Regions from separate parts of the Mus musculus genome. Here regions 2, 3 and 4 are each linked to region 1. The links are chromatin loops, found by intact Hi-C in ENCODE. Cell type or tissue: left cerebral cortex. All regions are shown on one strand. Region 1 has its middle 20 kb from the start of 2310008N11Rik. Region 2 overlaps Gm32098 (a long non-coding RNA gene). Region 3 has its middle 44 kb from the start of Gm39149. Region 4 has its middle 53 kb from the start of Gm32098.

Region 1 (8,000 bases):
GAAATGAACAGGCAGTTTTCAAGAGAAGAAGTGCAGCCCGCCAGTAACTAATTGCCTTATATAGCAGTCAGCATCCCCAGCTGTGAGGAACATGCAAATTAAAACTACTTTGAGATAACCCCTCATCCAGGCCAGAATACATCATCAAGGAAATGAATAGCAAATGTTGGGGAGGATGTGGAGAAAGGGGAACCCCTGTTCACAGCCAGTGGGGGTGCAAATGAAGAAAGCTATTATGGAAATCAATACAGAGGTCCCTCAAAAACATAAAAATAAAACTGCCATGGGACAGGCCATTCCTCTCCTGGATGCACACACCGAGGGCCCCGTGTCCTAGCATAGGGATCTTTGTACATCCGTGTTTATTGTTGCTATATCTGCTATCACACATGAACAATTAAAGAAATATCTGTAAGGCAGGTATATGATGGCACAGGCCTTTAATCCCAGCACTCGGGATGCAGAGGCAGGTGAGTGTTCTGAGTCTGAGACCAGCCTGGTCTATGGAGCAAGTCTCAGGATAGCTAGGGCTATTTAGAGAAACCCTGTTTCCAGGAAAATAATAATAATAATAATAATAATAATATACATACATACATACACACATGTGTGTGCATACACACACATACATACACATATAATAGAATATTACTCAGCTATAAAGAAAATGAGATCATGAAATTTGCAGGACAAAGGATGGACCTGAAAAACACAATATTAAGCAAGGTGACCATATGTTCTCCCTCATACCCTAGTCTATAAAATGTATAATATGTATGTATATACATACATGATAATAGATGCACATATGTATGCATGTATGTATATATTCAAGTATTATGTAGGTAGGTGTGTATCTATGCATGTATGTATGTATATATGTATATGACATATATATAGGCATCAGGTGGGTGTATTCTAACATTTAGAAAGGAGACCAAAAAAGAGTAATGTTGATAAAGAAGGGTGGAATGCAGGCACAAGGACACATGAGCCACGAAAGACAATATAAAGCTTTTCTTTTCTGTCATAGTTTTTTTTTTTTTATATTTCATTATAGATACGTGGATTCAACTTTTTGAGTACTGACACAGAAGAAACTATTTTTGCTTCCTCCTAAGAACCCAACATGAGTTCTTCCTTTGATGGTGCTGGTCAAAGCTGGGCTTCCTTTGTCATCCATTGGCTATCAGTGCATTAGAACTTAGACAAGAGAAATCAGAGCACATCTGTCCGTCGCCCTGACCCACTTAGGAAAAGCAGGCTTTGTTTTGTGCGTTTAGGGAGGCCAGTTTCACAACCTGAAATGGCCCAGTGTTTAGATCAACAGTAAATCACTCTATTATATGCTACTGTAGTGCTGTTGCATATACAAAATAAAGTATGGCTTTCAAATTTTAGACATTTTAAAGTTTTGTGTGTGTGTGTGTGTGTGTGTGTGTGTGTGTGTGTTAGGGGTGATCAAGAAAAACTGCCTAAAAAGGCACCTGTGGGAAATGATGTGGGTGCATGCATGCATATGTGCATGTGTGCATGAGTGCATGTGTGCATGCATGTGCTGATGAGCAATAAAGCAGAGAAGGGCACTGCTCTAAGAAATCTCACCCCATTCCTAGAAGGGTAAACCTACTCTTCCAAACAGTTCTGTCAGCTTCCTCTTTGCAGGGTGAATCCCTGCTTCCCCCTAACTGCCTCAGCACCTAAACTCTCTGGGCCCATTCCAGGGAATGCCTAAATTAAAATGTCCTCCTTTGCACATCAGCCTTGCCTCTGTCCACCCCTCAAGTGTGACTCGCTTAGGAACAGAGACCCCGCAATATCTTTCTTCCCCACTGTCTCCCAGTCCAGCCCGGAGTGACAACAGACACAAAAGAACCATCCTAAAAGAGAATTAAGTTCCCCTGAGATGCCAGGGTCTGGCTCAAAGTGTCCCTGTGTAGGTGGGAGAGACACACCTGGGAGGGGTCCAGTTTCTGCCAGGCTCAACCTCAAGGCAACTGAGATATTTTGGCAAAAGAGAAAAAAAAATCCTCTGCCTCCCCTGGGAGAGGAATGTTAACAGCTTACACTTGGCATATTTCTTTGCACATTTTCAAATTACTTCCACAGCTACCATTAGTGACCTTTACAGAAACCCAGAGAGGCAACTAGAGGAAGCCATCAATGGCCGTTCCATGCAGACTTCCACATTCAGCCAACAGGTGGGTACAGCACACGTGCTGTGCGTGACATTAGGACTCAAGGAGGGAAGGGCCCCGCCCTCACCTTCCTCAATCTCCAGAAGAAGAAATAAACAGCAAGGCAGTTTGTTTTCTAACGAGGGTGAATGGTTTGAAAAAGAGGTCGTTTCTCTCATGAGAGGGAAACACCGGAGTCAACGCGCTCCAGACACTCCGCTACAGGGGTCCCAGGTACAGAGTGAGCATGGGCTGGTCACAGGAAGGACTGTGGGTGGAAACTGAAGCCCACAGAAGCTAAATGACCTGGCCTCAAACCTCAACCTTCCAATTTACAAAGCAGAGATTAGAGTGCATGGAAGGATATGGTAGGGTTGCATTCACACACATGTACATGTAACCACACACACACACACACACCATAGTCTGGAAACTCAGAGGCAAGCAGGCAGGCAGAACTCACAGCTAGAGTACCTTAAGGACAGACAAAGATGAGGGCTGGGCCAGCTCAGTACTAATACTACAGCCATGCCACGTTTGGAAGGAGGCAGGGTGGAGAGGCGACTCTGAGGAAGCATTCAGTCCCTTCCAGGATGTCTTTACTGACTTGCCCTCCTCTGTGAACCATGCTTGTTATTTTGTGACATGTGATGAGACTACTCTTAAGATTTCAGAGTCAGCAGGTAGCTTTATCGGAAGCAATCAAGGAAGCTTTGGACAGTTCACAGGGCGGTTTGGACACAAGGAACATGAGCAATCCTGGGATAGCCTTAAACACTCACGTCCAAGCACTCTCTTTTTTCCTGCTGCAGAAATCTGAATATCCATCTTATGCTCTAAACGCCTCTAACCTAGAGACTCCTCTTGACCGTCCATGTAAACAAATCCCCTTGATTCCACAGTGACTGTGACTGTACAGGCATCTTCTCCCCCTGGACTGCTCTGAAGACAGTCAGAGATTGGACTTGTATCACCTTACCACTCCTGGGTAACAAGCTGTGTGTTTGGTTCATAGCATAGTTCTTTGGTGGGTTCAAGCATTCAGCATGACTGTACAGACCTTTGTCTCCTCCCTACTAAAAGTCCATGAGCAGACTATTAAAAAAAAAAAAAAACAATCCCCATTTTAAAGTTAAAGAAACCAAGGCCAAAGGCTCCCTTCTAGGAAAGTCCTGAAATGATTTAATGGCTGATCTAGGACTCAAACTGGAGTCCTCTCCCTCAGAATTAGTCATCTTAACATGATGGGGTAAGTCTTCTGGTCTCCATATACTAGGATTCCAGCTATGGGGAGGAATGCTTCCAACATGAAGGCTTCCTAGCCACCCCAGCAATGAACATGGCAAGGTAGAATACTTCTGGGGGGTACAGCAGGGGTACAGGACTTACAAACTGCAGGACTAGAAGCAGCGATGTATGACCAGGACTGCTGTGCAGGACAACAGGTGACCATGGTTGAAGCCAAGCAAGAGTCACTCAAGATTCCTTCCTGATCCCAGAGGCAGGCCCCTAAAACTGTAGCATCTCTCCAGAAAATCACTTGGCTAAAGGGTCCTTCCCGGAAGAGCTTGGTAAAAGAGCCTTTCGGTGACTTTACCTTCACCAGGATATTATCCCCAGTGGGAAACATTAGTTTCTGAACCCACCGGGCTTTCTTCATACAAATGCGTCTAGAAATGCATGACTGGCTGGGCAGTGGTGACGCACGCCTTTAATCCCAGCACTCGGGAGGCAGAGGTAGGAGGATTTCTGAGTTTGAGGCCAGCCTGGTCTACAGAGTGAGTTCAAGGACAGCCAGGGCTACACAGAGAAACCCTATCTCAATTACCCCCCCCCAAAAAAAAGAAATGCATGGTGGGCTTGAAATCATGAAGCTTGACCTTGCATCTAAACTGTGACACCTAGGGAAAGACCCTGTTCCTCCGGACCTTTGTCCTCCCTCTGACAGACGACAGCGGTAATGACAGTCGGGGCTCCTAGCTCCGGAATTCCACAATCACAGGTCACCGAAGATGGTGTTTCCCTCTGATGCAAGCTTAGAAGTAGCTGTCAGGGAGGTGAGAGGGAAAAACATGGGCAGACGTGGAAGTCTGCAGAACCAGATGGACAGAGACAGCTCGAAATAGGGGAAGCTACCTAGCCAGAGACAGAAAGAACAGTCTGGCAATGTGGAGAGAAAATGAAAGCCCCCGTTGTAAGCAGGCTTGTGCCAGTATTGCTGGAAACAAATAGTGACAGATTGCTAACATGTTACAGTGAAAATTACCAACACGATGAGGCTTTTGCACCATAACCAGCACCTCTTGTTATCCCATTAACAAAACTGACGAGACCAAATTGCTAATAGGAGAAAACGCTCGCGAGTTGTATTATATCACACCTCTCCTGCCCAGAGAACACAATCCAAGGAGAAGCCACCTAGAAGAAATGCCCCCACGGACTAGTTTCTCCTGGGATTAGGGAAAACCCTAGCCTGCCCCACCCTCTTCTGCCAAATCAAGAACGCCTGCCATACCACCAGCACCATCGAGACAGCCACCCAGGGATCTGCTCGCACTGCTCAGCAGACAGGGGAGAATTGTCAGTCACTGGACAGGACAGGAGCCAGCAACCTCTGCAAAGAGCACAAGGTGGGTTCGCTGACAGGGCCCAGCACAGGGAGGGACGCGTGAGTGAGTCAACTGGACCATGGTGTTTCTGGATGTATAGAGTGCTGGATTCCAGGTTTTCCCATCTGTTCCTAAAACAACCAGTGCAGGAAAGCTCGTGGTGTCTTACATTGTTACCACCCCATCTGGCCACTGCCCACTCTAGCTTGGCCAGAGAAAGTCTCCATCCTAATTCCATTAACCTAAGAGTCCAAGCTGGCGTACATGCCCAGGGATGGGGTGTCAGGAACAGGACACATCTGGTCCAGGCATTGCAGGAAGATCTTTCTTCTTCGGGTCGTGGATGGATTTCCTGCTCAATCAGCCGAGGCCCAGAGGACACCGTCAGGAGCTTATTCTCCTCACTCAGGAAAGCCCTCCAGTTGCCCAAAGCCCTTAATGTTTGCTCCAAGTTTTCCCCCTGGGATAATCACTGCATACCCCAGGCCCCCTGCTGCCAGCCCAGAGAGTAGGGCCAGCTGTGGGCTGTATGCCCTGCTAGTCACTCAGAAAAGCAATTGGCCAAAGATTGTACCGAGTAATTGAATGGTAAGGGCTTTTGTAGACCAAGCAGGGACTTGTCTTTGTCGGAGGGGGAAAAAAAGAGGAAAGGAAAAAAAAATCTTTACAAAGTACCCAAGTGCTGGGTGTCAGACAGGACAAGTTTTTTAATCATGTTAAAATGATTTATTTAAACGTCAAGCCGTGTCACCTCACTTCCTTTCATTTTTCAAACTGTTTGTGTTTTTTCTGGATGATAAATTTATCTTCAGACAGCCTCAATATGACTAATTAACTTTGAAATATAAGAACCAGATGTGTGAGTTGGAGAGCTTTCTGAACTAATGCCAGCTGGGCTGGTGGGTTTTTTCCTCCTTCTTCTTCTTCCCCGCCTTCCCCCTTCTCCTGCCCCCACTCTTCCCTGCTGGCCTGCTGAAATGACGAAGCAGAGATGGAAGCTCAAGGCTCGGCTAACAGAAAGTACCCTCTGCTTTCCTGTTTCCCATTTGGCCCCTGAAATCCAATTGCCTGGAGTGACAGTGGCCTAACTTGCCAGGCAGGACAGGCAAAGCTGTCCTTGGAGGAGGGGTTTTAGAAAATTCCCCTACTGTAACCATTGACCCAGTGCAGATCAGGACACTGACAGAATGTATCAGCCACACAACAGCTTGTGTCCCTGTGCTGTGGCACACACCAATGTCTTTTAAAGAAAGGCATCCCAGTTTCCCTGGTATGTTTGTTCCCGCTGGCTTCCTGTTGCTGGTGAATAATGGGTGCCAGCACAGGAGAGGGGAGAGGGGATCTGGGAGGGGACACATGGGTGAGCCTTTCGGGACTGTATGCTGGAGCAAAGGCTACTGGGATTTGGAACTCACAGGGGTGTGTCTCTGTGTGTGTGTGTGTGTGTGTGTGTGTGTGTGTGTGTGTGTGTGTGTCTGTGTGTGTGTGTCTGTGTGTGTGTGTCTGTGTGTGTGTGTCTGTGTTTATGTATATACATGCATACCCATGAATCTGTGTCTTTGTATATGTCACTAACCCACATTGGGACATTAGCATAAAAGAAAAAAAATCACTTTTCCAGGACTCAAGTATCTCAGTGATAGAGGCCAGAGTGGACAGTATAAGCCCTGTGCCTCAGTTTTCCCTACATAACTACTCCGCAAGACCCACTAGATCTCTCCGCCTACAGAAGTAGGCTGAGGTTATATGAGCTCATTTTCATGAAAGCGCCTGTAGCCTCTGAGAGGCTGACACACCCCTAAGGGATTATTAGGGTGATTCCCACAGTTACTCCATCATCGGGGCCATAATCATTATGCTGTCTCTTGATGTCTGAGAGTTCTCACCTGAGATAATCTCACACAGTTGCCAGGTCAGGAGCATGGCTCACCCAGCCACACCCGTAGAACCATCAACAGGGGACTTGATCTTTCTGCTCTGCTCGGGGAGGATACAGCAGAGCTGCCTCCTGGTTGCAGGGAGAGGAGACTCCTAACTCCATGCCTCAGATTCTGCGGCTACCAGTGCACCTGAATTCATGTGCTATTGAAGTGGGTGAGAGACTGGCTCTGTGTGGAGGCTCCATCATCTCCCTAGAGAGCAAGGCCCTTTTGAAGGCTAGAGATGATCCTTCCTCACCTGTCCTTCTGCCTCTAAAAATAAGCTAGGCCCTGGGCTCTAGAGATAGGGTCGGGGGCGTCCTGAAGGAATAATGGTTCTCAGAAAGAGAATTCTAGCGTCTCAGAAGCCTTCTTAACTCCCTAGCCTTGATCTTAGCTTCTGCTCCATTTCCCCAGATTTTTGTTTTTTGTTCCGTGTCACCTAATCCCCAGTTAAAGGAGTGTCACCCTTCAGGAAGATATTGTAGCGAGAGTTTCTGGGAACTAGTGAAGAAAAAAAAGAGTTCAACAATGCAATGCCCAAAGCAATGAAAAGCGGGAGGAAAACGAAGGGGTAGGGGGTGAAGAGAGAGAGCAAGCCTTCTCAAGTCTGAATTTGCCTCAGAGACCACAAATCTCAGAGTAAGAGGTGGATCCCAACAGGTCCTCGATGGCCACTCTCCACAGCCCCTTCCCGAAGCAAGGAGTCAGAGCGCCTACACTGACAACAGTCTCCTGTCTCCCATTGTCCTCATTCTCTGTGAGGACAAACCTCATTAAGCTCCCCAGACTTCACAGGAGTAGGGGAGAGAAGCTGTGTGGATACTGAGAGCCAGGTGAACACAAGTGGAGATATGGAATATGCCGGTCCACAATGAGTTTCTGGGCCATCACTTGCTCTCCACTTACAAGTCCTGGCCCGCCCTCGCATGCCTGCTCAGAGGCTATCTGCCCGGGGGCGCTAACACACATATCCATCCGGACTCAAGTAGTCTGTCACAGTCTGAAAGCCACGTGCAGCCCCACGGCTTAGCTCTTCCTACCTCCCTCTTCTGCCCCACACCAGGCAAGACATGCAGTTTGCTTTCTGACTATTAATAACATTTCCTGCCATGTCAAACTAAGATAATTATGGAGCTAGCAGAATCACAGGATCCTTGACTAACAGAAGGCTGGAGAATGGGAAAGTCCTGGAGGTTTTGGGGAAGCACCCGTTGGGAAAGAGAGAACCTTGGGTCTTCTGAGACCAAATGGGACTGCCATCTATTGTCACTATGGGAGAGCAGCCTCTTGCT
Region 2 (8,000 bases), 120 kb before region 1:
AGAAAGCCCTTCTATCTCTTGGCTAGCTTTCATAGCACTAGAGGGTTCTATGCAGTCTGCTGATGGAAAAAGGGGCTCACCTCTTATCTGCTTATGAACCCTGTGAAGTAAAACAATAACGGGAATTTCCATAGAGTAGTAGCATGGATTTTATGGGTGTAACCAACCACTTTCTGGTTGAATTTAAGGCTTTATCCACCAAAAGAGATGCATACCTGGTATGGTACATCTGGCCAAGGACACATAATTGGGGGTCTCATAGGTCCCATGGGTAGACTCATAGCATCAGTCTGTTATTCTACTAAGTGGACATAGCATTAGACTGCCCTTGAAATTTGTGACTATACCAATAGGTTACTTTCGAGATCAGAGAAGTTTCCTTATGAAGTGGACAGTGGTCAACACAGAAACTTACAGCTGACCCAATTGCAGGGACTCCGTGAGTATGAGGATCAGTGTGGTGAACTCAGTCTGTATCACCCCCATAGATCCTGAAACAGAGCCTGTATCAAGGCTCTGGAGCCAGTTCAAAAGAGGAGTGGAAACGTGCAGAAGCCACGGGGTGGAGAACACTAGAAAGAGAGTTTTAGACCCAATACAACGTCTGCACTCATGAACTCAGGGCTGTTGTGGTTGCCTACACAAAGTCAAGCTAGTCAACATCCGAGCACAGAGGTAGGAAGGAGGGGTCTGTGAGGCCCCACCCAAAGCAGGTATTAACACTTGATGGCTTCTAGGAGAAGGAGAGCCAGTTTTCTTTCAGAGTGAGGCCCTGGTGGCTAGCCATGCTCCAGTGAATGGAAGACAGGAAGTCAGGAGAGGATAAGGGCCTGAGAAGGTGTATCTGGGAGGAGCTAGAGGAGGGCATGGGAAGATGATCAAAGAATATTGTATGGAATTGTCAAAGAATTAACAAAAATGATGTATTAAAAAATAACTGGTTCCTTCAGACATTTGAGTATCTTACATTGATGGGCCTTGAAGATCTCCTTCAGGTCCCCCAAGAACTACTTAGGGTGGCATTTCCCAACCTGTGGTTTGAGACCCTTTGGGGTCAGACAACCCTTCCACAGAGGTCTTATATCAGATACCCTGCATATCAGATATTTACATTGTTCATAACAATAGCAAAATGACAGTTACGAAGAAGCAAGGAAATAATTTTATGGTTGAAGGTCACAGAAATGTGAGGAACTGTAATAAAGGGTCGCAGCCTTAGGGACTTTCAGAAATGACAAGATTTTCTTTTTCCAGTTTTGGATGACATAGGCAGAGGAAGCCACTGAGAGTCAGGATGGGGTCTCTGTAGGAGAACAGAGGGCTTGTTGTGAGAAGATTGCAACCAGTCAGAAGATCAGGCAGCCAGCACCTTGTAGAGCAAGGATCATATCAGAAAAAACATCCCAAAGAAGAAAGGCAGAAAAAGATCAACATTGCTCAAATGGCCAGAAATCTACCTGTAGGCCCTTGGTCTAGTTTCCCTGTGGTCTAGTAGCTACCCTCAACACAGAATGTTTCTTTCTTCGTGCAGGGTACAAAATGTATTTGGAGATCTCAATCACTGGGGCCCTCCTTCCCCCACAAAACATAGATTACTATTTTGTGTTTTGATTTATACAGTAGATTTTCTAATGACTGACACATAATTGAATGTTTTAAGCCAAAGTGTATCAACTCTGTCCCTAAAGCAGATCCAGCCTACTGTGGATTTTTATGTGGCCTGTGAGCTAAAAATAGTTTTTACATTTTTAAGTAGTTGGGGAAATCAAAAGAAGAATGACCTTTGTGACACATGAAAATGACGTGAAGTTCACACTTCAGCAATCGGAAATAAAGATTCATTAGAATATAGCCTGGCTGGCATATGCAGGAATTGGCTGTGGTTGCTAACACACAATCACACCATACCTGAGTACCTGTGGCAGAGACTGTCAGACCACAAAGGCATAAAGTTCTCTCTCTCTCTCTCTCTCTCTCTCTCTCTCTCTCTCTCTCTCTCTCTCTCTTTCTCTTTCACCATTTACAGAATTTACAGAAAACATTTGTTGACCCTGGTTCTGAAGATACTAGAACAGTTGCTCAGAGCTGGGCATGGTTACACATACCTGCAATCCTAGCACTCGGGAGTCTGATGTAGGAAGATACTTAGCTCAAAGCCAACTCAGGCTATAATAGTGAAACCTTGTCTTAGAGATGGACACAGAGAGAGAGACAGAGAGAGAGAGAGAGAGAGACAGAAAGAGACAGAGAGAGAGAGACTAGGAAAAACAGACACAGAGACAGACACACAGAGACAGACAGACAGACAGACAGACAAACAGACAGACATTCAATATAAACCCATAAATATACCTTCCCCAAGGTCTTCTCTAATTCCAGGTTGCTTTGGCTTTGGGGTTCTATTAAAATGAGATATCCCTGTGTTTATCAGTCACTCCCATCCACAGTGATGAGGTTAGTTGAGGTTTGGCTCCATGCCTAATTGGGTGGCAAAACCATCTCTATGTTCAGACTCCACCACTGTAGCAGTAGAAATAAGCCCTTCATTCTGTTCAGGGAGTAGAGAGGTCCCGGACCATCACTTACTAGGGCAGAAGCTGTCAAGTGAAATGAGTGGCAGGTTTCTGCTGAGCCTCTGTTTTAGAGATTTAACAGAAGCAACAGAACATGAGTGGAGGCCAGGCCCATCTAATTCCACATCATAGCCAACAGTTACCGCCTGTTTAAGTATCTCTCTGAGCTTCTGTGTAAAACGAAAGCAATACCTGTCTCTTAGAGTCAGGGTGTCAAGACTGGCTTGAGATGATACACTTTAACGGTGTGCCCTGCCTGGTAGATGTCGCCTGTCCTCAGATGGTGGTCATGATTATAGCCACTGGGACAGATAGAAGAGGCTGGCCACTTGTGAGCTAGGTAGGCTTAGGTCATCACCTGCCACTCTGGGCTGCTGCAGTTCCTTCATTGGTGAAATGTACGAGAGGAGAAACCTACTCTAAAGGTTTTCTATGAGGATTCAATGAAGTAGCAAGAACCATCGATGGTGGCCCTGGAGTGTTCCTCAATAGTGACACATTAGCAAGCAAGTGAGGAGAATGCAAAGATGAACCAAGAAGACTCAATATGTCTGAACACCACTGGGGAGTCGGGGGAGGCATCTGGGGCCAGTGCACATTTGAAGGTGTTTCCTGAAAACCCCACACCTTCCAGAGGAGTGTGCTGGCCTTTTGTGTCTCTTCTATCTCCTTTCTGCCCATGTCACAAGGTGCTGGGACACTTGCAACTTAGGTCTAGAGTGCCCTTGTCATCTGCTCATATAAATGATGCCATCCTTACTAGTAAGCTAAAACAAAGGTGCCAAGTGGCAGGGTTAGCACCAAGAGTTCAAGCACAAGTGTTTTCTATGAGAGGTCAAAGTTCACCTCATATGGGCACCTGGGCTAATAGCTATGGATTAAGGGAGACCACACAATCAATTTTGCTGGCTTTTTTCATTCCTGGTAAGCTTCCTACTCCTTGTGCTCTTTGATTGTAAAAGCATTCCTCTTCTGCTTTGGGGAATTCAAATTCCTTTGCATCTGCGTTCACACCCCAGAGCAGTGTGGTACTCCTTTTATTTCTGCTAAGTGCTTCCCAAGGAAGGGCCATCTCTGAACAATAGCCTAAGTCATCTTTGGGCATGTATGGCATTGGTTGTTTTGGTGTTTGTTTGTATTTCCTCTTTTGAAGATGGCTTTTTTGTTTTCTTGTTTTCTATTTTTGAAAGTGGCTTGGTTGCATTCTGCTGCTGGGCCAGAAGGGGGAGGCTGAGGGAAGAGGATTCCTGTATATGGAGGGAGGAGAAACTTGGAAAAGGAGGAGGGAGGAATAAGGGGATCTGGGGAAGAGTGAGGAGAGGGGAGGACTGAATGAAGCAGATTCCTAAGAATCTGTGAGGAAATCAGCTTGGGGGAGAGCAATGAGGAGGGGGAAGGTAGTGAGGGTAGAAGAGTTGGGGGATACATAGAAAGAAAGGGAGGAGTGGGGGAAGGAGATGGGGAGGAGGGGAGGAATGGGGGAGGGGGAGGAAAGGGGGGGAAAGGGGAGGAGTGGGAAAGAGAAGTGAGGGGAAAGAGGAGTGGGGGAAGGGGATGGAAAGGAGGGAGAGGAGGGGGAGAAGGGAGGGGAGGAGTGGAAGGAGAGGAGTGAGGGGAAAAGGGAGGAGTGGGAGGAGGGGAGGAGTGGGAGGAGGGGGAAGAGTAGGGGGAGGGGAGGAGTGGAGGAGAGTCACTGAGAGAAATGGGGAAGTTAGGAAGACAGGGGAAGAGGAGGGTATGAAATCTAAATAATTATAATAAAATAATAATTGCAGCCATCCCTTTCCTGTGCTCCATGCTCTACATACATAGCGGCACTTAATCTTCACAACAACTCCAGGAGGTAGGTATTAATATCCCCATTTTTCAGATGAGGAAGTCAAAATGCCAGGAACAAAAAGCCTTCAAACTTTCAATTTGTGCACTAATTTCCAGGCAGCCGGTTTGCCAGGCTCTCCCCAGTCATTTCATAAGTAAATACTGGCAGCCTGGATTTTTTTTTTTTTAATTTTTAATGTTCACTATTCCAAGCTGCGGGTCAGTAACAGAATACGTGGGAAGTCTTTAGAAACAGCAATGAGAGCTTTGGAAATGGCACCACTGAAAACCACTGCTTCCACACTGGGCTTCATTCAGAGTTCAAGGCTGTACATTTTTCTCCCACACAAATTCAACAGAACGAGAAACCACAGGAATTGAGTGTTTTCCAGGTCTGATCTGGGGAGTCTGAACTTTCAGAAACAAGCACCAGGAGAAATATATTTGAAACTACTTCTCTAAACAAAACAAAACAAAACAAAACAAAACAAAACAAAACAAAACAAAACCCCGTAACCTCTCAGCTTCCAGGCTTCTGGGTCTTTGAACAGCTTGGGACTTTTAGCATACACCACATCGCTGGTGGCAGTGAGCAAAGAGTCAACAGTATAGACATTGTGGTCAAGTTCCTGATGGGACTTAGACTTGTTAGAATCTTCCAATTCAGGCACTTGTTTTTATCCAGATCAGGTATCACGACCAAACACCTCCAGCCCTGTTCCTCCACAAACTCCACAGATGGCTTCTAAGCTCTGGGAGTGTCCAAATCCCTGTATCTCTGTTACCAGACTGCGTGTGCTCCCCGTATATACCCTACAGGGCTTTCTATAAAGTAAGTATCCTGAAGGAATAGATAAATGAACTGCACAGTCTGTCTTGCTCTACGCTTAAGGTTTGAGGTTTTACGGGGGGGGGGGGGATGCGTATCCTTTTCCCCCACTGTATTTCAATTGAATTTGTCAAGAGCCTCTGTGTTGTATTTTTCCAACATGAATCACTGATGATCTAACAAATTAATTACCCATCCATCCTGCCCTGTTTGAGTGAGGTCATGGGAGAATGGATGGGTTCTGCTGACCTCCTCTGGACTGGAATGTCACAGCCCCCATTTAAGGACTCAAGTTCAATACCAAAATTGCCAGTTTAGGTTAGAATCAGACCTAAATGTATCTTATTATACACAGAGGCGCACAAATGCAATATGTCATCTTTAATGGTTCAGAACAGAGCCTAAAAAAATAGTGTCCTAGCCCAGATGAGTTTTATAGCCTTTGATATATGGCTTTCATTATTAACAATAATTTCTGTAACTGCATCCAAATTCGGGAGGACACATGATGAATATTAATTGTATTTTTTTATTTATTTTCTGCTCCCACTGGCTCCCTCTAGGGCAGACCTGCAGCCCCAGTGTCTTGGTCAGCCCTGAGATCTTACATTGTCCTGTGTGGGATTCTCATGATTCTGGGCACAGCCTACTTCTGCTTCTAAGAGTATCATGCACTGAATTTTTTTTTCTTTTTCACTGGAGAACAGGGCCTCTACTCACTGGGTTTTCTTAGCTCCTTTTATTTTACAAAGATTCCCCCCTCACACACCCTTTGTCATTATATTAAAATCTAATTGCAAGACGACTCTCCTCACCTAAGTCATCAACAAAGACCAATTATTTCTAATGCATGCAGAAGCAGGGGACGTGTGGAACAATAAAAAGGCATGCGGTAACCTAAGCCTTTTTCACAGTCAGGCTTCAAGTTCACATGTGAATTTATGCCAGTTTTGACATTAGCCGAAAAAATTAACAGTTCTCAAAAATGAAACTCTCACAAAAGGGGTTTTGTGTTTCAAGCAGAATAAATTATAGTGTGATGTTATTAAAACACTTAGTTGTTAAGTTGCCAAGAAAATCCAGTATATTCACACAGACTCGAGGACCTGTCTCCATGCAAAGTAATTAAATTAGATTTATGGGCTGCATTACATCAGTGTTTGATAGTTCATTTTTCCTTTCTTCATATTTTGCCCTGCTTTATTAGAGCATGTGACAGATGGTAAAAATAGTGTGAAGTTTCTTGGCCCTGTGCTAAATCCCCTTTCGGTTGTATATCTCTCTCCTGTCAGCTCTCCCCAGCGATGATAAATTAACCTCTCTCTTTGTATCCCAAGTGTGGCAGTAAAGCTCTCTTTTGACACAGCACTATCACTTCATCTTAATCTGTGCTGTTTCGAGGAGAGAGGAAGATGTTGCAATCGCTACCACGAGTTTAAAGAGAAGATTTATTGTGTCAGAAAAAGGGAGGATGATTAATATAATATGCATCATTATATTTTTCATTTCGTCTCATTTGTTGCCTTCTAGTTCGCAGGGGTGGGCCACCTTCCAGATTGGCATTAGCCTCCAGCCCTGCCTAGTGGGCTGAGCCTGGGGCTAGCAGGAAGAAGGTGACCATCTCCCTTCTACCCTTACCACACCACTGTGGAAGAAGTCCGGGTTTTCTCTCTGGTGACTGGAGCCAGCTTCTTGCCTTTACCAAAGATCAGCAGCACCTGGGTTGACTGACCCAAGCCTGCCTTGTAAGCAGGGGACATAAATAAGGTTGCAAGCTATTGTTTGAGGTGCACCACAAAACTAAACAAGAGGTGAGGTCATCAAAGTCCCCGGAGACACCGCTGGCAGGAACAGAAGAAACGGTGTCATAGGAATGTCTGAGCAAGGAGAAACATATTGTTATGATTATTTCTCTTATTTATAATAAAGCTAAAGTCTCTTTGAGCTGCTCCTTGGCTGTGAATTGCTTACATCTGTAAACTGACTTTATTTATTCTGCTCAAAAGGCTTTCATTAAATATCACATACTTGACAGATACCATGCATGCAAAAGATGAATTGAAAAATCTCTCCTGCTCTAGACTGTGGATACCCATTGGCCTACTACAGAGCCTGTCTCACTTTCCCACCTCCTGGCACTCAGGGTACCAGATAGGGAGTCAACCCAAGGAGAAATCCCTACAACAGGAAGGTTCTTCAATCACAGAGACCAGAAGCATTGCTGATTCTATGAGCATAACTAGAAATGTGATGGGAAAATAGTCAAAGCACAATGAGTGACCACAATCCAGTCTTTCTGATGGAAAAACCTAGATTGTTCAGAATTTGCTGCAAATGAGGTAACCGTATTCCAGACAATTGAAGTATCTTCATCCGATACTAGAAGGACCAAAGAGCAGCCCTGACCTACATATTCTTACCTACTCACCCACTGCTTCCCATCTCACCCCTCTAGGGTGCCATCTGCCCTCTCACCCAAGAAGGGCATGACACCTGTGTTTGTAGTCTGGGCTGTACTTTGTGGCCTTAGTTGGTAATTGATGGGACCGGACATGTGCTCATCAGGATTTTTTTTCTACTGGTAATACGAAACAGAGGGAGAAAAGCAGCTAATGGGCAGGAAAGAGAATGAGCGAATTCAAGACATGAGATGGCTACAAAATGCTGTAAGAACACAAAACGGGGATGCTATGGCAGAGGCAGATGTGAAAGACTGAAGACAAAAGATGCAATAAGGACTTCCTGGGCCCCGATGCAGTCTTCCATACACTCCTGTTCTT
Region 3 (8,000 bases), 270 kb before region 1:
GTGTATTTCAACAGATGTCAGTTAGACACTGGTACTCAGTGAGGTATCCCCTCAAATAGGCACTAGAAAGCTTTCAAAATTCTTAGTAAAATCTTCAAACAATGTCATTGTTACTGCTGTGAATTCAAACACTCTGAGGGCTATGGTTGCCTCTCCCCCTCTCCTTTTCTCTTTGTACTGATATATTTAAGATTAATGATCCCATGAAAATACCTCTTGTAAAATCACATGTCTCAAAATCTACAGTAGCCTCAAGCTCCCTGGTTGAGGTGCTCCTCCACTTCCTGGCTCCCTAATAGAAGTGCTCCTTCACCTCCCAGGTCCCTGGTAGAGGTGCTTCTCTGCCTCATAAGACTCCTACTGGAGACCTGTCAAGATCCCCAAGAGGTACACAATGACTCCATTCTCTAGGGAATATTGCAAACTCCAAATCATTGCTGACCGATAACCAGTGACCGTCACACTTGGGCTGGTCAACACTGTACTCATTTCCAACAATCTCAAACTTAAGAAACGCGAGTTTCTAAAATCAGATGGACTCAGCCCCTTTCTGTAGTAGCAAATTAGATAGAATTTCTGTCAAGTCATCTATAAGTGCTCAAGACAAATTGTTCAGAGCTTTCACATATCAAATACATGTTAATATCCAATGAATTCTATTTTTATCATAAATCAGCAAAAAACGATTTTTTTTACTTCCCAAAATACAGATGGGGAAGTTTTGAAAAGTTGATGTGTGTTAAGACTTAGAGCTAAGTTGTTTCCCTGGCTCTCTACACTCTCTTAGTCCTTTGTCTTTGATGATTTTGCTGAAGGTTTTCTACTTGATTATTTATTATCCCCCCAAAAGGTCAATTACAGATAGGCTGTTGCTGCAGCAAGAGGTCCTATGAATTGCCAGAAGACTCCTTTGTGTAGATTTTGAGATTCACTTAGCTAGAACGAGGTTTTATCTAGCTAGTTCCAGTTAAGGGGATGAACCTGTCTCATTCAAAGCCTGATAAGAAGGCGTGACCTTCAACCCCAGAGGCTTTGATAACCAGGGAATGACCTGAGCCAAACAACAGCTGGCTCAGATCACCCTGTCTTACCTTTGGCCACCTCTCCAGCATCTAAGTCCCCTCGGCTGATCAACGCAAGCTTCACTTCCTTCATGAAACCGCCCGTCTGTGACAGCCTTGGTACCAGATGTAGACAAGAAGATCCATCTTCTTAGACAGGGCTGACAGCCATCACCATGTGTGTGCGGAGTATTTTAGGAGAAGACGACCCAAGCCAAATCCTTCTCGGCTAATAGCTGTTGGGAATGGTCTCCTTCATTCGGGAGGAGAGTTCAAGGCTGAGGACGAAGCTGCTTTCAGGGCTCAGCCACACAGAGACTGGCATTGTCCAGTCTGATGCCCAGCCAACAGACTCCTTAGGACTCAGAAAGAGCTGCAGGCATAAAGCCAAGAACCCATATTAACCAGGTAGAAAAGTGGGGAAAAGAAACTCAAAGAAAGATGTATCCCCCCCAAAAGATATTATCTCCGAGTAGAATACAGATTACAATGTCCTGGGATGCCATTTGCAGGTAAACTGAGCATAAAAAGCCCTTGGGTAGAATACACAGTGAGGAATGAAAAGAGCCATGGATGGGGAGGAGCAGAGCCCTGTGACTGTATGCTTGTCTGTCCTTTCTCAACTAAATCAACATGGTAGATCTCATGTCAACCTTAGGTGACAGAAACCCATGCCCCATGTCCTAATTGGGAGAGAATTGGGACCTAGGGTGTTGACTGAACTGGCTGGAATAGGAAATGATGAAAAGAATTTCTCTTCTATGCTATTTGCATCTTTCCTTTCTCCTCTCACAGGCCCACCATCCCACTTCTCCAAACTTCAGGCCCTTAATTTTCATCTTGTGTAACTGGTGACATTAGCTGGCTGGGATACCCACCAAATCCGGGAATTCCTCCATCCTTCCCCACAGAGGGAGCTGGAGGCAGGAAGCAAAGGAATCCACGTGTCTTGAGCAGCCCTCCCCATGCCACCTGGAAATACTGGCACCTCCCCAAAGGGCTGCCTTTCCAAGAGCCAAGGAAATCCCAAAGCTGTGCCTTTAGGCCACAAATAAGGCAGGCGATCTGGCTCTTCTCCCTGTCACCGAGCTAAAATGTCCACTGTGACCTTGGCAATGCTAAAGCCATAGATGGCCCTGAGCTTTTCCCATCCCTCCCTGGCTCACCTTCCTCTAGAAAAACAGCCCACGTACTGGGGTGGGGGACTCTTGCCTTCTCACCCTTTGTAGGCGCCAGGCCAGGCAAGGACGAGCCCCCTGCAAGGCAGGCTCAGGATCCGAGCCAGGGGTGTGCACACAATCTTGGGAGACAGATGGCCCAGCGTGTGGGCCGGCAGATAGAGGCTCCTGCTCCTGTCAAGATGACACTCAAAAGTACATCCCCGTCATCGCAGGTTGTCAGTGGTGTGTCAGCGCAAGATGCCGTGTGTGTTTTTGGACACTCTGTAAGTTCGGGAGACTGAGCTGGATCCCACTTCCATAGCAACGACAAAATTCCAGCCCCAGTCTTCGAGTTAGTGTCAGACAACACGGGGGGGAGTGGCAGGCAGAGAGGGATGTCACTCCGAGCAGAGAGCAGCATTGCTGCGGCGAGGGTGGGCAGGAGGCTTGTTTCTGGAAGTCTGTGTGGAGACCGTGTGTGGGCACAAAATGACAGAAGGCAGGAGCTAATGGCTGAACTCAGGGGAAAAGCAATCTGCTGACTTGAGCATGCTGGGGATATGGGGTTTCCTGAGCCCTGGAACTTTCCAAAATCCCTGAGGGTCTTCTGGGTTCAGAAGAAACTCCCTGTTGGTTCAAACTTTATGAAGCACATTGGAGTAGCTGACTTGAAGATATAAAGGGAAGGAATTGGATATGAAAGATAAGAGACTAGATTCCCCCAGGACAGTAACAAGACACAGATGACAAATATATGTGGCTTTTTCAAAAGGAGCTACTTTTATACAAACTCTGGAAACAGGGTTATTCATGTCTGGATGGCTAGGGTTTTGTATGGCCATGAAAGAAGGCTGGGGTAATAACCCGTTCCTATAGCATCTTCGCTTGTTCCCCTTTACCAGCAGTCACTGCATCTTTGAATCTTAGCATTATAGGGACCAGACAGCTTATGTGCTGTCTGAATCCTGCCAATTACTAGCTATGCCATCTTGGGTAAGTCACTTCTCTCCAGGTCTCACTTCTCTTACTCCACTGCAGAGAGATCCTGAAGTGGAAGGATAGCTTGCTATATGAACTTGGCCATGGATGGGGTGGCAAGGGATTTTCTCTATTAGAGAAAGACTGTTTTATCCTTGAAAGCATAGGACCTATGTTTCCCCTGGGTTCATGCCTTAATCACCAGGGGGGCAACATTAAACCCTGAGGGTACAATTAGATGGTTGGGAGTGGAGGCTTCCCCTCCTTTATCCAGGCGAGCCCAGTGCAATCATAGATTTCTGTAAGTGAAAGAAGGAAGCAGGAGATAGAGGAAGAGAAGATGTAATGAACAGCAGAGGTTGGAATTGTGAGATGACTGGGATCATGGGCAAGGCCAGGAAGCAGATTATCCTAGAATCCGCAGGAGTAACACATTTCTGCAGACACCTAGAGTTTAGCAAGTGTCTTAGTTAGGGCTTTACTGCTGTAAACAGACACCATGACCAAGGCAACTCTTATAAGGACAGCATTTAATTGGGGCTGGCTTACAGGTTCAGAAGTTCAGTCCATTATCATCCAGGCAGGAACATAGCAACATCTAGACAGGTGTGGTGGAGGCAGAGCTGAGAGTTCTACATCTTCATCTGAAGGCTGCTAGCAGAATATTGACTTCCAGGCAGCCAGAATGAGGGTCTTAAGCTCACACCCACAGCGACACACCCACTCCAACAAGGCTACACCTCCTAATAGTGCCACTCACTGGGCCCAGTATATACAAAACATCCCAGCAAGTAAGGTGAATATCTACCATGCAGAACCATGCAATTCTGGGTTGAAAAGCCATCATTACGGTAGTAAGCCATTATTCTGCACTTGTGGCAGCAATAAGAAACTACACTCTCCTACAATATAATCTGGCCAAAAAACCCTCCTCTCCTCGCCTTATTGCAAATGGGTGAAGAAGCAGGCATAGTCGGGTGTGTTCTTTGTGTCCTGCTAGAGTTCCTAGCAGTGCTCTGCACAGACATCATCTGCTCATTACTCATTTGTTTTGTTTCATTTAGCAGAAAACAAAGAAAACAGTCGAGCAGTACCCCATTTGCAGAGTTTTTAAACAAGCATAAGATGATTCAGCCAGAGAAAAAATCTAGCAGTGAGCACCCACATGCTTCCTATGTGAGCTGTGAAGTAGGAAGGCTGCTGTCCTCAGCCTTGGTTTTTATGTGTTGTAACCATCCTGGAGCAGCCACACAGCCTCTGCTGCGATGGCTTGGGTTTCTGCCTCGTGTCAAACTTCAGATAGGGATGGGCACTCCCTCATGATGTAGGGCAGAGGGGAGCAAAGCCAGAGGTTTCAAGATCACTGAGGAGAAGCTGAGCTATCAGAGACTGTTTCTCAACCAGTATTCTTTGTGAAAACATTTCATAGATTCTGAGAATGGGGACATGAATAAGGTAATCTCCCCTCCACGGTAAAGGGAGTTTACTGTCCACAGGCACAGCTATGGAAGCAAATGACCACGAGACAAGATTTCAAACAGAAAGTTTATGCAAGTTAAGCAAACTTCCTCAAGTTAAGCTTCAGGAATTTTTTTTTTTTTTAATCAAAGAATCAGGGTGAATAAATGTGAAGGTGGAAGGGAAAATCTGAACCACTCACTAATCAGTAATATAAAATTGTATTGGTATATAAATTACAGGAGACCCATAAGAGAATTCACTCAACATTGTCAAAGTCATTTATGAGAAAACAAAAATCCAAACCAAACAACAACAACAACAACACAAATCTAACTAGCATCATTCTCAATAGCAAACAATTGAATGAAGTCTTTCCCTTGAGGTCAAGGGAAAGATAAAGATGCCTGTTTTCAATGCTGCTAACAGCCAACTAGTTCTACTTAAAATAATTAGAGATGCAAGAAATAAGAAGCAATCCAAATTGGAAGCAAATAAATAAAACCAAATTTATCCAGGGACAGTGTAAAATCTATATATGGAAAACCCAACATCTCCCCGAAGAAGCTAATATGACTAATATATAAATTTAGCAAAGTTGTAGTGTACAAGTAAGCACACAAAATTACTGTGGTTTTGTAAACTTAAAATGAACAATCTGAAAAGAAAATTAGGGAAGCAATTTCATTTATAATAACATCTAAAAAATAAATTAGCCCCAAATAAATTTAGGTAAGGAAGTAAAATACTTGTACACTGAAAACTATAAAATATTACTGAAAGAAATCAAATACCTAGCTTAATGGAAATATATCCCATATTTATGAAATGAAAAATTAAGATGTGAAAATGCTAGTACTATTCAATGTCCTCTGGACTCAGTATCTAACAAAAATCTCAACAATATAAAAGCTAATCATTAGCTGCACTGGCCTTGTAAAAAGTTGTAGGTACTTAAGATACTCTCAGTGGGAAAAGAGAAACTTTGAAGACTTACATCTAAAACTTAACTACAAATGCTCAGAATTCAAAACATTTGTGATACTTGTATATACAGGGCATGTATATACGCTAGTGAAAAGGATTTGCAAATCTGAAAATGGGTACATTCACACAGTATCTATGAAATCATGTCAAGATGGCCAAGTCCATTCTGAGGAAAGAATCAACTCTCCATCAAATGGTGCAAGAACAACTTGATTTTTCCCTGGTAGAAGAATGAGACTTGAGTGTATCTTCTACTGTATGAAAACATTAGCTTTTGCTAGATGAGCCACCTAAATACAAAAGCTAAGAAAGAAAAATAAGAGGTATTTTATGACTCTGGGTTTCATGAAAGATCCTTAGACATGGTACCAAAATCGTGAGCAACAAATAAAACAGAAAACTTTATACATCAGACAATACTATTAAGAAACTGAAAAGATGACCCAGAGGATAGAATAAAATATTTACAAATTATATATCTAAATGGGATTTAATATCCAGAAGACTTAACATCTACAAGTCAAATAGTGAAAAGATTACATGATTTTAAAGTGGACAAAGGACTTGAATAGATATTTCTCGAAGATATTAAGATGACAAAAACTGAAGGAAAAATCCTTAGCATCATCAGATTCTAGGCAAATAAAATTTAAAATATCACATTGATCTAGTTACTGTTTATTATCTCTAGAATGGCTATAATTTTTAAAATAGGGAGATAGAACAGATAGCAAATGATAATATGCACAGGTCACTTTAATCTCAAGGGAATAGTGAGATATATAGATAATAGACACACGCAGTGGTTTAAATGAGAATGCCCTCCACAGGCTTAGATACTTGATCAAAGTCTTGGGTCCCTAGTGGTAGCACTGTTTGGGAAGATTTACAGGGTGTGACCATATTAAAGGAAGTAAGTACATCACTGGGATGGAGTCAAGCTTTGAGAGTTTAAAGTCTCAGACAACTTTCAGGCCACTCTTATTGCTTCCTGCTTGCAGTTAAAGACAAGATTCCCTCAGCTTCATGCTCCTGGCCCCATGCCTGCCACTAGCTACCGAGCTTTCCTGCCATGATGAACTTTGACCCCATGGGATCAGAAACCCAAATAAACTCTTTCTTCCTTAAATTGCCTTGGTCATGATGTCTTAGCACACCAGAAGAAAAGCCACCTATCCTATGAGTTGAGTAACCACAGAAAGTCACAGGTGTTAGGGGCAAAGGAAACTCGAATGGGTCCAACTGCAGAAGGGTTCGTTCAGGAAAGCTCAGCACCAAAGAGGGATGCTCAGATCTAAAGCCGAGTGAGCACACTGTAGAAACCACAGCTTAAGACAAAAAGCGCAAGAAATATACTCACTACTTTCAGTAGCAACTTATTTAAAGGTGAGAGAGAGTGTGTGTGAATGTGTGTGTGTGTGTGTGTGTGTGTGTGTGTGTGTGTGTTGGGGGGAGGGGGCGGAAACTGTAGCACTAATGCAAGCAGGAAAAGAAGCAGAAACCGAAGTGGAAGGAGATTCAAAAATATTGTTAATGGAGGACTCTGAGTAGATTTGCTTACATAGGAATCATAGAATCCAGATTCACATGTAATGGCCTCAAAAATCCCCTCTTGAATTGGGCAGAGATAAGAATCCTTTTTGAAAGACCACTGATGCCCAGTGACTGGGTGGTTCTAGAGGCAAAGGTTTGTTCCTGCACAGCCCATTCTGGGAACTCAGGTCAAGTGTCTGGGGACTCTGAGATCTGACCTACAGAATTTCTCTAGCCACAGAAGAAATACTTTGAGCAAGAATTTCAGTGTTTCAGTTGGTAGAAATCTAGTCTGATATATAGCCTAGAGCAAATCTCACTAGGTCCCTAGAAGATGAATGAGCAGTGTAAAGACCTTAAAGGTACTAGGATCTAAAGCATGTAGGGGTGGGGGGTATGGCCTTCCTTATAGCCCTACCGATATCCAGAGAGAGAAAAACAGAGTAATAATAATCACTGCCCTGTCCTTTATTTGCAAAGCAAACAAGGCAAAGATTAACACCGAAATGGAAAGACCACAAAGACTCTGCTTCTATTAGAAGACATCAACCCAACCAGCCAACAAAGAAATGTCAGGATTGCATAGCAACGAACTCTGTACCTATTACCCTACAAGTGAGGCATAGAGATAGAATCTGCACATTCATCCTTTACATTAGATCCATTACATCCTTTACATTAGATCCACTAGAGCAAGGATCCTAATTCAGGTTAGTGTGAATGTTCCACTCCATGAGATTTGATCAAGCTGTCCTGCCTCAAGGAAGAGCCCTGATGACTTGGTTGGAGCAAAATCCCACTTCTGTGACGTTTTCTCTCGGTG
Region 4 (8,000 bases), 52 kb before region 1:
AGAGCAGAGACTAGCAAATGAATCGGCCATGGCGAGGGGAAAGGATTCAGAGAGAGAGGGAGCCGGGTGCGGCAGCAGGCAGCTAATGGGGCTCCTCTGCCTGGCGAAAATGGAGCAGTCAGTGACAAGAATTATCGACTCATTCGCTTGCGGTTTTGAGATAACCATATGTACAGGGAAAGGGGAGGGGGGAGGAGAAAAAACCCTCACTCAACTGCTTTTTCCATTCAATAAATTCGCTTCAGAATATATTGGATTGGGGTTTGATGGCTATTTCGTGTTTTCCAGAGTGCTGACACTGGTATGATTCAGTAATTATTGTTTCTTTTAAGTTATTGCTGTAATTTTGCTCTCTAAGATCCCAATCAATTTCTGCCTCTCAAGGGCACGCTTGAAAAGCGATATTTGAAAACAGCCCTCTGATAGATTGTGCTGCGAGACAGTGGCTGAGACAAATAGCCTAATCTGGCACAAATTAGCTTGGCTTCCACAGATAGTTTTATACAGCAATGTAAATTATATTGTCAGGCCCAGTCACTTTCCTGCTTAGAGTGCAGCTAACAAGGAACCATGGAGACGTGATTGGTGCGGCTGAGCCCTCCCAGGGCTGCTGCAGAGCCATTTGTAAGGAGAGAGAGAGAGAGAGAGAGAGAGAGAGAGAGAGAGAGAGAGAGAACGGGTACACATCAGCGCCTTGGGTTAACAAAAGCAAGGTGGTCCAGTGTGCTAGAACAGGAGGTGTGGATTGGACAAGCTCTGAACACTCCAGGCAGCACAGAACTAAACCATTGGAAGGAGATGCTCTGGAATGTGGGTTGAGCTGGTCCAATCCCTGGGAGAGATGCAAGACAGAAACAGTGCTCTGTTGGTAAGTATCGGCAGAGAGGCCACGACCAACCACAAACTCCTCTGCTCCAAGAGAAATAAATGGTTTCAAGGGGTCTGGGTCAGGCAGGAATGAGATGTGCTGAGCGAGCTGAGCTGAAGGGAAGACTGTGCTGAACAGAACTGGAGGAAAATGTGCTGAGCAGATCAGCCAGCTGGCTGTGCTGACCATCACGCGGGGGGGGGGGGGGGTGAGGGTAGAACGGGAACGGCCTGGCAGGATGCACCAACCAGCACAGGGCAGGCATCCTCCCAGCGTCTACTCTGCCTTTACTCCAAGTGGGTTCCTCTGGACACCATTCTCAGAAGCTGGCTAGTCCCTTCCCCTTTCTGTGACATCCCGAACCCTGTCTCCTCTGAGTATGGATATTTCTATTTCTCTATGTCCCTTCATCACCGGTGGTGCCCACTCCAAGTTCATCCTGGGACTTCATTCTGGGACTTGGCTTGGAATGCTGCCTTGCTGTCATGTCCTATCAGCCTGATTGGCTCTGGAGTTCTCAGAGATGCCTGAGTTCTGGGAGAGGAGCAGGGCCCTACCTCAAGGGCAGGAAGCACTGCTTTTTAAGTAGCCCTCAGAACTTCCTGGACCAGAAACCCAGAAGTCAATCAGCAGCCCCTGCAATGGTGCCTTATGATCTGGGTAAGGAGAGGTAAGAAAGGGAAAAGGCAGGGCATCCGTGTGTAAGGGTTGAGATGCAGAGGAAACACTATCTATCCCACTGAGCCCTTGCTCGTAAGGGATGCTGAGTTTGGATATTTGCTGCTATATGGCCCCACATCCTCCAATCCTAAGGCTGCCCTTCACAGTCAAAGACACATCTTCACAGAACGTCTAAATGACATGACAGAAGGGCTCTAACAGAAACAGCTTCTGCCCAAGCAAATGTCCCAGCCTCCTTGTCTAATAATGGCTCCAAACTCCTCACTGATTTCAAGAACAGCTTTGGAGTTGAATTTGGTGCCCCGTGCCCAGCTCAGCCGTCGTCTGCTATTTTTGGAAATTCTTAGCCAAGTTCTTTCGCCTCTGTCCTTCCTTCCTTCCTTCCTTCTTACTCCTCAGTGCCTCTGGGGGGATATTGTATTGCTACCACTGCCTCATCTACTGGAGAAACAAAAATCACAGGAATGGATGACAGAAATTCGGCCTTGGCAAGGGTGATGTAGCCATCAGATCTGATTAAAGAACATTGTTTGCAAGTGGAAGAATACTTTAACTTCTTTAATCCTAATAAGTGACAGTTGATCCATGCCAGATGCTTTGCATGACTTGTGCTTCCGAAATTGGCTAATGCTATAAAAGAAAACACTAAATGTGTGATAACACAAACAAAACAATAATGTATCGGACACGTATACTAATTCTAAACGGTATCCCTAATGAGCAGTGCAGTTCTCTTTCAAGCAGCAATGGAGACCTAGCATCTTTCCATCCTGTGGCTCCTTCATCTTTGCCATACAGGTTCCTACTTGCTCTGGGTTATTTATTCAATTAATTTTGGACATGTCCACAAAAAAATACCAAAACTATATCATGTCTTCAAAGAAAGATTACGCAGGCTTGTTCATGGAAGGGTGGGTGTTTCTCTAAGGCAAAATGAGAACTATTTGCAAAGCCACTCCTCCTTGGCACTGGCTGGCAAGCCCACATAAATGTGTTTATCCACTCAGAGATGAAGCAATAATGACAACTGGTCACCCCTGTCATGCCATGCCAATATTATCTGAGCCCAGATCAGGTGAGGAAAATGAGACATGTCCAAAGACACAGAGCTATAGTCACAGAGCTATAATTTAAAGATGGTTACTACACTCTGCCAATTTATACCACACAAGAAAACAGAACCTAACCAAGAACAAAGATTTTTGGACAAATGTCATCACTCATTTTCCCTAAGACTCAACTTGGAACCATAGGGTTCAACCACCTCCTTCTAATCAGAGCACTAAATAAACTCAGAAAACAGAGTTTATTTCCTTTGGGAGCATTGGTGGAGATCACTACTCAATGTTTCATATAATGAACTAAGGCTCAAGGAGGTTAGTGACTTGTTTAAAGGCACACAGCTCAGAAAGTGCCAAGCAGGAAGATAACCTCGTATTCTCACTCTGTGTCAAGGGATGTTCAGCCCCACAACCTTTTTATACCACGACACTTTTCACATCATAGCATGAAACAAAATCAGAGACCGCCACACTCCCCAGAGTTGGTTTGATTTGACCCTCATGCCTTAGTTGCTTACCCTGAGGAAAACAACTTAAAGGAGGAAGAGCCTTACATTCCTAAAGCTAACAATTCCTAAAGATCCACCAAGATCTAGTCCCTTATTTGGCTACTTTCCTCCTCCCCCTCACTCTTCCCTCACTCCCAGGGCCAGCTACCAAGGTCCAGCTATCAAAGTATGGAAATCTAGCATCAAAAGCCCCATTTTGGCTTACCTAATTAACATGGCCAATCAAAACAAAGCAATTCATCCTAACACAGGTTTCCTCTGTTCTCTTTATAAAGTACCATTTGCCTCTAGGCCAGATCTGTCTCCTCTCTATCCAGAGGCAGCCCTTTGTCCCTCCAGAGCAAATATCCCTTCCCCATCACCCTTGTTCCTTTCTTTTCTCTCTCAGTCTCTATCTCTTGTCTTTGTCTCTTATTCCTTCCCTTTGTTCCTTTAGAGCAAATAAATCTCCTTTGTGCTGAAAACTTGGTCTTGGGATGTCTTGTGCCAATTCTGGGCCTTTCGCCTGTTTCCCTATTGGCTGTTCTCATTGAATTTCTTTTATCTTTACAACGTTACATAGAAGCAATTAATCAACAGGATTTGCCATTGAGATCACCATAAGCAACTTCCACATAAGCTCCTTCAATGAATCAATCTTCTTTTCTCTAGACATTAAAATGTACAGTCTTCTGAGAATTAATATTGTACTATTTATGCAAAATATAAGAAAACATTGCCACTCATTCAGCCCCTGGACCACTTCACCCCATTGCAAATGTTGAGTCTATCATCCAGCACATCAATTGTACCAAAAACCCTACAAGACATGATTATAATTTATAAAATGGTATGTGCATTTTAAAGAAATAAGAAATGCTGTTTTCTATTTATACCAGGTATTTACTTACCATTTTGATGCTCTTTCTTCCTGAAGACCTACTTTTCCATATGGTAGCTTCTTCTCGGAATCTGAAGCGTTCTGCAACATCTGCTGTGGTGTGGGTGGCTTAGCATTCCATTTATACCTGAGATGAATGAGTTTGAAAGTAGGAAAGGTTTGCCTTGGTCCACGGTTTCAGAGAGGTCACTGTGTGTCAGCATGGCGCCATTGCTTGGGGTCTGAGATGGCACAGTATGGCACGTAGGGTGTGCATGTTGGAGGAGGTCTAATCACCTCATGGTGGCAGAAGAGCAAAGACAGACACAGGGATATCTCAGTGTGTCCCCCAAAGGCACATACCCAATGATTTAACTTCCTCCCACTGTGCTTCACACCTTAATGGTTCTAGCAGCTCCCAGTACTCAGAAGCTGGAGGCCAAGCCTTTGGCATATGGGCCTTTGAGGGGCTTTTCCGAGTTCAAACAATCTTGCTTAATCAAAAAGGGTCCCTCTGCTATCTTTGTTGTTAAATAATATTCACACTGGATGTAATCTGGTCTCTTTTATTCTCTTACATACATCCATTTGGATACGGGCTTCCATCGTGGTTTGAACCCCAGTAGATTATTGATTTACATTTACTACACCCTTTCTCTCAAGATTTTCAAGAGTTCTCTTTTTTTTTTTCTCAAAGTTTGTGGACAGTTGTTCTGTGAGGCTGCACAGCATGATGTTCTACATGTATATTTTGCTTTGGACTCACTAAAATTCTTAAATATGTAAACTTAGGCCATCTATCAAATTTGGGAAATCTGTGTAGATTGATTCCTACTTGTCATTTTCAACATTTTATATGTATAACATGTGACATTTTATATGTATAACATGTAACATTTTATATGTATAACATGTGACATTTTATATGTATAACATGTAACATTTTATATGTATAACATGTAACATTTTATATGTGTAACATGTGACATTTTATATGTATAACATGTGATTTTTTTTGTCATTTGTACAGTATACTTTTACTTATTATTTCTTTTTTTTTTCTGATCTGCTTTTGCAACACTGAGCATGTGTTAGACATTCTGACTTTGTCTCACAGTGTCTGAGATGCTGCTCATTAGTTTGTTTGTTCTCTTCTATTCTTAGGCCTAGAAACTCTTACCTCCTCGCTCTGTAATTTCACAGAATCTTCTGATGTCATAGCCATCCTTCTTAAGTGCTCACTGCAGTTTTGCTTCTAACATTCTGTTCTGCAGTTTTATTTAGTGTGTTGTGTCTCCACTAAGATTTCATCTTGTCTTCCTTGGAGTCATACATTCTGTTATCTTAGGGAGTATATATTCAGTATTTGGACTAAATAACCAGTTTTTATGGACTGTATTTCCTCAGCATCCATTTGATCTTTCTGTATTAAATTTTTGGATTATTTTCTAGACATTGTGAGTATCGTGTTGTGGCTCCTCTGAATTCCGTTGTATTTTCTGAAGATTATTGAGCTGTAGTTGTAGCAATAGAAGACTCAGGTGACAAACTATCTCATTGGCGGCTCTCTAAATCTCAGTTCAGTTCTTCTATCTTTAGCTGAGCTGCTTGGATGGTGCCCCATATGCACTTAATCCTCAAATTAGCCAGAGATTTGCACAGGGTTTATATTTAGCAACTTTAGTTGCCCAAACCTCTGTCATCTGTTTCTTCAAGCCAGAGGTACCACAGGTTTCCTATGGGAATTTGACCTAGCTACCCCTTGCGATGCTAACTTCAGATGTGCTCCTAATAACCAGAAAAGTTATCTCATACTCTTCCTTTTAGCTAATGAATCTTCTAAAATCAATAGCTGTGAGTACTTGGATTTTAAATTTTTTTAAGTTTTGTCTAGAGCTTATGGTTATTGTTTATAGAAAGTTGGTATGGCATCATCCCACTTCTCCATAGCAGAAGGAGAACTCACCACCTCTCAGCTACTTGTCCTGCCTTGGACTATAAAAGTTGCCACTCTATTCACAATAGCCAAGAAATGGGAATAGCCTATGGATTACCACTATAGGACTTGTTGGCCAGTGATCCTCAAATACTGCTGGTGACTGCCATTGTTCTTGGTTATCCTTCAGAACGTCATAGTGAGACCGTATTGCTGAAGACATCACGTACTTAAGCCCCTCAACATGGAGAAATCAAGCTGCTACTGACGTGGGAGCTTTAACCTCACTAGCTAGCTTTCACAGTAACGCTTTTCACAGGGGTTACGCATGTTGCTGGATGAGAAAGTGGTTGCCACTCTTATCCAGCTGTCAAACACTTTTATTTTTATATGAAAGCATACACAAAAGATTTATTGATCCTCATTAACTACTTTACCTCTTCTAGCTTGAGATTTCCCCCCCCCCAAACTACTTATACTTTTTAAGTTAAGGTGTACAAATAAATATTTATAAAAAATTAGAGGTTAAAAAATCTTATCCAGCTATGAACTCTATGAGTTATAAAAGTAATCAACCTAGAAAAACATGCTCATTGATACAATAGTGGCACCAATGACACAGAAGCTACCAATCACTCTCCAATCGATTTTAATGTCCAGTTCACAAAAATGGAACCCATATCTGGCATAGTTATAGATGCTAAGAACCTAAAACTAGATAGGTCCTAGGTCCTAGGAGAGAACCTACAACCACTGCTTCCTGACTTGTCATTATACCCATAGACTAGTGCATCTTTCAGACCTCATCAGGAAAGCTTCTTTGGGCAGTAGACAGTAGTCAACACAGAGACCAATTACTGATTGGCGTATATAAATGACTGTGGGGTCCTCAGTCTTAAATTGGATATCCATATCACATATCCCTCCTCCCAAGACTCAGGGATCATGGGAGAAGAGGTAACAAGACTTCAAGAGCCAGAGGCAGTGAATATCTACAAGGCAACATTGTTCTCTGGGCACAGCAACACAGCTTTTGCTTATGAACTCCTAGCAGAATGTAACAGAATGTAGAAACTCAAGCCACACAAAATCCCTCCATGGAGGTAGAAAAGGAAGGTGAAGTGCCATCTATAGCTGAGGAACTATTGGTCATTGAAAGCTGCCAGGAAATGAGGCATAAGCGTTCTTTAAAGGTGTGGTCCCTCGTATGTCTAACGAGCTCCAGCAGATGACCACATACCCAAGAGTAGATAAGCAGCACTAAGGGGACTCTATAGGGTTTTTTTAGTGAAAATATAAAGTGAATTGAATATGAAATAGAGAATATATCTGGAAGGAGATGGAAGAGGGGATAAATGCAATCAAGACATAATTTATAAAGTTCTCAGAAATTAACATAAAATCCCTTTCAGAGCTTTCAGAAGCAGAACAGAGTGCTTGTGATAAGAGTGTTAAAGGACAGCATCCAGTTACCAATGCAGATGACATCAGGCCTTTAATGTGCATCAACTGCAACATCTTTGACATGTCCACAAGCATTTATTGATCTTCTACTCTTTGCCAATCAGGGAATTTCCAAACAAGGCTCCTGATGGGTATCACATGACAAGACTTTCCCAATGCTAATTAATAGGAGTAAATAAGCCTCTCTAAGCATAATTAATAATAACACCTACAATTCTGTGTGCTGAGCATGCACTGGGCACTCTGACTCTAATCCTCATAATTCAACATTTCTCTCTTCACCACACACCCAGGATGATGAAGTAGAAAATAATCAGATGTCAGAGTCATACAGGCTTGGGTTTGTCTCAGCGTTGATGGACAATAGGTAAATATCAGTGTTGATGGACACTAGATAAATAATACCTCCAAAGACAAATGACTTACCGTCTACAAGCCTCAGTTAGTTCATTATATAACGTTAAGCTTTCAAAACTAATAACCACTTCTAAGAAGAAATAAAAATACCTGCTAGAGAACCCTGCCCATAATGGATATTACTAATTTTACAGATTAAAAAAAATAATAAAAACAACCTGCAGATTGGAATATTTAGGTAACTTGTTACGTTTAAGTTAGGATG

What was found. Peaks named below come from ENCODE experiments on the same cell type or tissue, not always from the same donor. Only the 100,000 strongest peaks of a DNase experiment are listed, where the experiment ranks them.
Region 2: it touches region 1 in a loop (2.2-fold over the local background); 2 of 42 quality-filtered maps call a loop at or near these places.
Region 3: a loop joins it to region 1, with 2.3 times the contacts of the local background. A loop is called at or near these places in 2 of 42 quality-filtered maps.
Region 4: it touches region 1 in a loop (7-fold over the local background); 3 of 42 quality-filtered maps call a loop at or near these places.

What each region holds. Positions count from the first base shown.
Region 1 is chr8:26,799,961-26,807,960 of GRCm38, forward strand. No RefSeq gene overlaps it. Among named protein-coding and RNA genes, the nearest start is that of 2310008N11Rik, 20 kb to the right of the region's middle. In left cerebral cortex, no CTCF peak of the experiment used is centred here; DNase peaks (open chromatin) are centred at 4,409 and 5,009.
Region 2 is chr8:26,683,507-26,691,506 of GRCm38, forward strand. The region is part of intron 2 of Gm32098 (a long non-coding RNA gene); the gene reads right to left. Among named protein-coding and RNA genes, the nearest start is that of Gm32098, 11 kb to the right of the region's middle. In left cerebral cortex, CTCF peaks have their summits at 3,785 (motif pointing right) and 5,816; a DNase peak (open chromatin) is centred at 3,787.
Region 3 is chr8:26,531,621-26,539,620 of GRCm38, forward strand. No RefSeq gene overlaps it. Among named protein-coding and RNA genes, the nearest start is that of Gm39149, 44 kb to the right of the region's middle. In left cerebral cortex, a CTCF peak has its summit at 4,067; DNase peaks (open chromatin) are centred at 2,036, 2,570 and 4,360.
Region 4 is chr8:26,747,743-26,755,742 of GRCm38, forward strand. No RefSeq gene overlaps it. Among named protein-coding and RNA genes, the nearest start is that of Gm32098, 53 kb to the left of the region's middle. In left cerebral cortex, no CTCF peak of the experiment used is centred here; DNase peaks (open chromatin) are centred at 891 and 4,100; H3K27ac peaks cover 1,233 bases.